Regions from separate parts of the Homo sapiens genome. Here region 1 is linked to region 2. The links are chromatin loops, found by intact Hi-C in ENCODE. Cell type or tissue: PC-3. All regions are shown on one strand. Each heading gives the region's core, and the rest is flanking DNA. Links, peaks and the distances in the headings are about the cores only.

Region 1 (2,911 bases), core at 257-2,756, 210 kb before region 2:
GTGGCGGGCGCCTGTAGTCCCAGCTACCTGGGAGGCTGAGGCAGGAGAATGGCGTGAACCTGGGAGGCAGAGCTTGCAGTGAGCCGAGATCGTGCCACTGCACTCCAGCCTGGACAACAGAGCTAGACTCCGTCTCAAAAAAAAAAAAAAATCTCAGTGGTGGGCTCTTCCCAGTACTATTCTAAGATTTCCCTTGTCCAGGTGGCTTCCCAGTGTCCAAATCCAGTGATCACTTCTCAGCACCCATCCTCCTCATGCTCCTAGCAACATCTACCCTGGGTGGTCCCTCCTCCTGGGAGCATCATCTTCACGTGGCCCCCAGCGTCCCCACATTTGCCTGCATTCACCCTCCTCTCTGTTGGACTCTTCTCAGTCTCTCTGCAAGCTTCTCTCTGCAAGCTTCTCTCTTCTGCTCAGCTGCTAAACACAGGGTAGTCCTTGAGCATAGTCTCTGTCTCCTCTTCTCATTCATCCCCATGGACATGAATACATTCTAACACCATGGACTAACACCATGGACACGAATACATTCTAACACCATGGCTAGTAAAAGCTAGCTCTGGGCCAGGCGCGGTGGCCCACGCCTGTAATCCCAGTACCACGGACTGTCAGATTTATGCCTTCAGAAGGCATCTCTTCTGGGAACATCAGAATCTTATATCCAAATGGCCCGTCTGCATCTACATGTAGGTGCCCAAAAGGCAGCTCAAACTTAACAGGCCAAAGCCAAACCTTGGTCATCACCCCTCCCCATCCTGTGGCTCCTACCCCATCCTCTATCATCCATCCATAATATATCTACCCAACCATTCATTCACCCACTCATTCAACCATCCATTCATCCACTCATCCATCCCTCCATACACCCATCCATCCCTCCATACACCCATCCATCATCCATCTATTCATCCACCCATCCCCATCCATCCATTTATCCATCCATTATCTATTATCCATCCATGACCCATTAACCCAACCACTCACCCACCCACCTACCTATATATTCATCCATCCATCCATCCATCCATCCGTCACCCATTTATTCATCTATCCATCCATTCACTCATCCATCCATCACTTATTATCCATAACCGATCCACCCAACCACTCACTCATCCATCCATCCACCCATCCATCCATAATTTATTCATTCATTCATCATCTATATCCATCTATAACACATCAACCCGCTCACTTATCCATCCATCCATAATTCATTCATTCATCATCTATTATCCATCCGTAACACGTCCACCCACCCACTCTTCCATCCATCCATCCATCCATCCATCCATCCATCCTTATTCATCCATTTTCATCCTCCCCAAACTCATACTAATAGGTTGCACCTCTAACATCCAAGGGGCTCAAGTCAGAAACCCTGGAATCAATCTCAAGTCAACTCTTTTCCTCACATTTCACCATCAGTCCTTTAGAAAATCTTGTTGGCTCTGCCTTCAAATCTATTCACAACCTGCCTACTTCTCGCCCCTCTTTTACATCCCCAGGTCCAGCCCCATCATTGCCTGCCTGGACCAGTACAGTTGCTTCTGCCCTGGTCCTCACCTCCCCTGCTCACTAACCCATCAGACCGTTCCCCCCTCAGCAGCCAGAGGGCGCCTGTGAGCACCTGAGTCAGGTCCTGTCCCTCTTCTGCCCACAGCCCTCCATGGCTGTCACCTCCCTCAGAGTCAAAAAGCAAGTCCTCTCTGCGGCCCACAAGGCTCTGTGTGACCTGCCTTGACACCTCCTCCTCCGTCTCTTTCCCTTGCTCACTGTGCTCCAGCCACAGGGTTTTCCTCAATGTTTCTCCAACGCACCAGGTGGGGTCCTGCCTCAGGGCTTCCGCGTGGGCTGTGCCTTCTATCTCCCTCCCCCACCTCCACCTCCTTTGGTCTCTATTGAAATGGCGCTTCTCACAGAGACCTCCCCTGGCCACTTCCCCACATTTATCTCCGTCAGAGTCTGTTCTCCTTTACTGCTTGTTTCCAGCCCACCCCACCCCCCGCCCCTCACCCTTAGCTCTTACCACCATCTGACCCCCTGTATATTTTACTTGTGTGTGTGGTTTTCTTGTTTTTGTTTTTGTTTTTGAGACGGAGTCTCGCTCTGTCGCCCAGGCTGGAGTGCAGTGGCGCCATCTCGGCTCACTGCAAGCTCCGCCTCCCGGGTTCACGCCATTCTCCTGCCTCAGCCTCCCCAGTAGCTGGGACTACAGGCGCCCACCACCACGCCCGGCTAATTGTTCGCATTTTTAGTAGAGACGGGGTTTCACCGCGTTGGCCAGGTTGGTTTCAGTCTCCAGACCCCGTGATCCACCCGCCTCAGCCTCCCCAAGTGCTGGGATTACAAGTGTGAGCCACAGTGCCCGGCCACTTGTGTATTTTTGTCTTTTAGACAGAGTCTCCTCCTGTTGCCCAGGCTGAAGTGCAGTGGTGTCATCATAGCTCACTGCAGCCTCATACTCCTGGGCTCCAGCGATCCTCCCTCCTCAGCCTCCTAAGTACCTGGAACTATAGGCACACCACCATGCCCTGCTAATTTTTTTTTCAGAGATGGGATCTTGCTATGTTGCCCAGGCTGGTCTCAAACTCCTGGGCTCAAGTGATGCTCCTGCATCAGCCTCCCAAAGCATTGAGATCACATGAGTGAGCAGCTGTGCCCCACCTACTTGTGTGGGGGGGTTTTCTTTGTTAACATGTAACATCAGCTCTTCAAAACAGAGATCTTCATTCTGTCAAATTTGCTATTTCCTCTCAGTACCTAGAACAGTGTCTGACTCAGTTAATAGGTGTTGAATAATTAAATATCTAAAGTAAGCCCCAACCCATTCGTTGAGCACCCACTATTGCCAGATGCTGAAAAGCTTGTCCAGAAAAAGAGAAAGTGGCTAAACCCATGCAGAGACCAC
Region 2 (2,911 bases), core at 211-2,710:
AGGTTCATATACTCATCAAAACCAATGATACAGCCTTCTATCCGCATATTCACTTGCTCATAGAGCCACACCTGAATCCGCGATCTATTTTGTAAGTATCTGAAGATGAGGCTGATGGGCTGCACCATAACCTTCTGCACTTTCTGGCCCTGGCCACGGTACGCCATGGTGGAATTTCACCCATTTTTTTTTTTTTTTTATAATTTATTTTGTTTTGTTTTGTTTTTTGAGACAGAGTCTCACTCTGTTGCCCAGGCTGGAGTGCAGTGGCGCGATCTCGGCTCGCTGCAGGCTCCGCCTCCCGGGTTCAGGCCATTCTCCTGCCTCAGCCCCCCAAGTAGCTGGGACTACAGGCGCCCGCCACCACGCCCAGCTATTTTTTTTTAGCAGAGACGGGGTTTCACCATGTTAGCCAGGATGGTCTCAATCTCCTGACCTCGTGATCTGCCTGCCTTGGCCTCCCAGAGTGCTGAGATTACAGGCGTGAGCTACCGCGCCTGGCCCTAATTTTTTGTACTTTTAGCAGAGACAGGGTTTCACCGTGTTAGCCAGGATGGTCTCGATCTCCTGACCTCGTGATCCGCCCGCCTCGGCCTCCCAGAGTGCTGGGATTATAGGCGTGAGCCACCGCGCCCGGCCCTAATTTTTTGTATTTTTAGTAGAGACGGGGTTTCACCGTATTAGCCAGGATGATCTCGATCTCCTGACCTTGTGATCCGCCCGCCTCGGCCTCCCAAAGTGCTGGGATTACAGGCATGAGCCACCGCGCCCGGCCGAATATCAGGCCCATTTTACAGATGAGGAAACTGAATGCATAGCATGAAGGCAGTACCCGAGCCAAGGCCTGGCACATAGTAGGTGCTTAGTTTGAGCAGGATCTAAATCTCGTTTGGTCAGACCCACAGACACACAGCTCCATGAACAGTCGCTCCTGTCTCTCCAGGGGACCCCAGGAAGCACTTCATAAATATTTCAGTTCTTGAATTCTTTGGTGACTCTATACAGAGCCGCCAGGAAAGGTGAGCAGGGGCGGGAGAGGCAGCTTTCCAAGGGGGGCGGAGACATGAGGCACACATCAAGTCACTCGCCAGCCCGGATACACCAAAATGTACACAGCATGAGGAGAAGTCAGTCACACAGAGACACAGACACACCCAAGGCAAATACAGCCATGATATGTAGCAAGAGAAAAATGAGACACGTAGTCACATGCGCAGAGACACATGCCCCCCAGAGCAAACACAGACACACACGGACACACGCCCCATGACAAACACAGATGCACACAGAGAGACACACGGCCTTAAGCCTCACACACGGAGATTCACCAGATCCACACCCCAAGACAGAAGCAGGCACGTCCACTCCTGAGACCAATACAAACTCACTCTAAGAGAAGCACAGACACAACCAGGGCCTTCGCCTACCGGGGGCCGGGTTGGGAGGCTCTGGAGACCCTCGACCCTTGAGGAAGCCCCCATTCCAGCCTCCACCTGCGCCTCCAGGGCCTCCCACAAAGGTGGTGTTGGGCCCGTGGGGGAAACGCTGGGCGGGCAGAGAGATGGGGGCTTCCGCGGCAGGAGGGGCCCAACCGGGTCGGCTGCGTTGCAGAGCGTGGCTCTTGGGCGCCACCTAGTGGGCACATGGAGTAGAGGGCCCGGCTGCCCCAAGTGCAGATCCACATCTGTGCAGGTCCTGGGTTCATCTGTTTCTGCTTTTGTCTATTTGCGTCCCTGTGTGTGTGCGTCTGTTTCACTCTGTGTCTCAGTCTCTGTCTCTCTTCTCCCTGAATCTCTCTTTTTCTGTGTCTCGGTGTCTTTATCTCTCCATCCCTCTTTTTTCTCCCCTTCCCTCCCCCACGGCTTCCCCCACCTCCAGAGCCTGAGGCTTCGTCAATAAGCAAGCCAGGCATCTCCAGTGACCCAGCACACCCCACTTATAGCCGCATCTCTTGGGTCCCGTCCCTCAACGGCGTCTTGGTCCCCATGAGTGTCCACCTGCTATGACTCAGCCAGGGGCTGAGTGAGTGGGGGTGTGATACCCAACGGACTCTCACTCTGTCGCCCAGGCTGGAGTGCAGTGGTGCAACATCAGCTCACTGCAACCTCCACCTCCCAGGTTCAAGAGATTCTCCTGCCTCAGCCTCCCGAGTAGCTGGGATTACAGGCATGCGCCACCATGCCCTGCTAATTTTTGTATTTCTAGTAGAGACAAGGTTTTGCCATGTTGACCAGGCTGATCTCGAACTCCTGACCTCAGGTGATCCACCCACCTCAGCCTCCCAAAGTGCTGGGATTACAGACATGAGCCACCGTGCCTGGCTAATTATATCTATTTTTTAATACAGAGTCTCGCTCTGTTGCCCAGACTGGAGTGCAGTGGTGTGATCTCAGCTCACTGTAACTTCCACCTCCCAGATTCAAGTGATTCTCCTGCCTCAGCCTCCCGAGTAGCTGGGATTACAGGCGTGCACCACCACACCTGGCTAATTTTTGTGTTTTTAGTAGAGATGGAGTTTCACCATGTTGACCAGGCTGGTCTCAAGTGATCTGCCTGCCTCGGCCTCCCAAAGTGCTTGGAGTACAGGTGTGAGGCACCATGCCCAGCTGTGCCCACCAGTTCTGCCAGCCTGCTTGCTCCTATGTTCTGGTCTTTGGAGCAGGGATCCCAAAACTGGAGGCGGCTTGTGGCCCCCCCTGCTGTGTCTTTGTCCAAACAGAGCCAGGGCCCTGAGTCCAGTGTGGCTCGCCCCTCCTTCCCCAGGGCTGGCTGGTTCTAGCTTCCTGGAGGTGAAAGTGGTCATGGCATGGGGAGACCGGGGACACGGGGACAGTGAGGATTTGGATCTCAAGCAAGGAAAGGCCTGAAGAGAGACATTTGAGTGTTACCCTCAAACCCTTCGAGGAGGGCT

Evidence for each region. Peaks named below come from ENCODE experiments on the same cell type or tissue, not always from the same donor. Only the 100,000 strongest peaks of a DNase experiment are listed, where the experiment ranks them.
Region 1: it touches region 2 in a loop (4-fold over the local background); 12 of 110 quality-filtered maps call a loop at or near these places.

The regions. Positions count from the first base shown.
Region 1 is chr19:5,368,453-5,371,363 of GRCh38, forward strand. No RefSeq gene overlaps it. Among named protein-coding and RNA genes, the nearest start is that of PTPRS, 29 kb to the left of the region's middle. In PC-3, for the core only: CTCF peaks have their summits at 1,605 and 1,804; no DNase peak of the experiment used is centred there.
Region 2 is chr19:5,576,772-5,579,682 of GRCh38, forward strand. It overlaps the pseudogene SNRPEP4. Among named protein-coding and RNA genes, the nearest start is that of TINCR, 10 kb to the left of the region's middle. In PC-3, for the core only: a CTCF peak has its summit at 1,630 (motif pointing left); DNase peaks (open chromatin) are centred at 1,110 and 1,650; H3K4me3 peaks cover 1,101 bases; H3K27ac peaks cover 981 bases.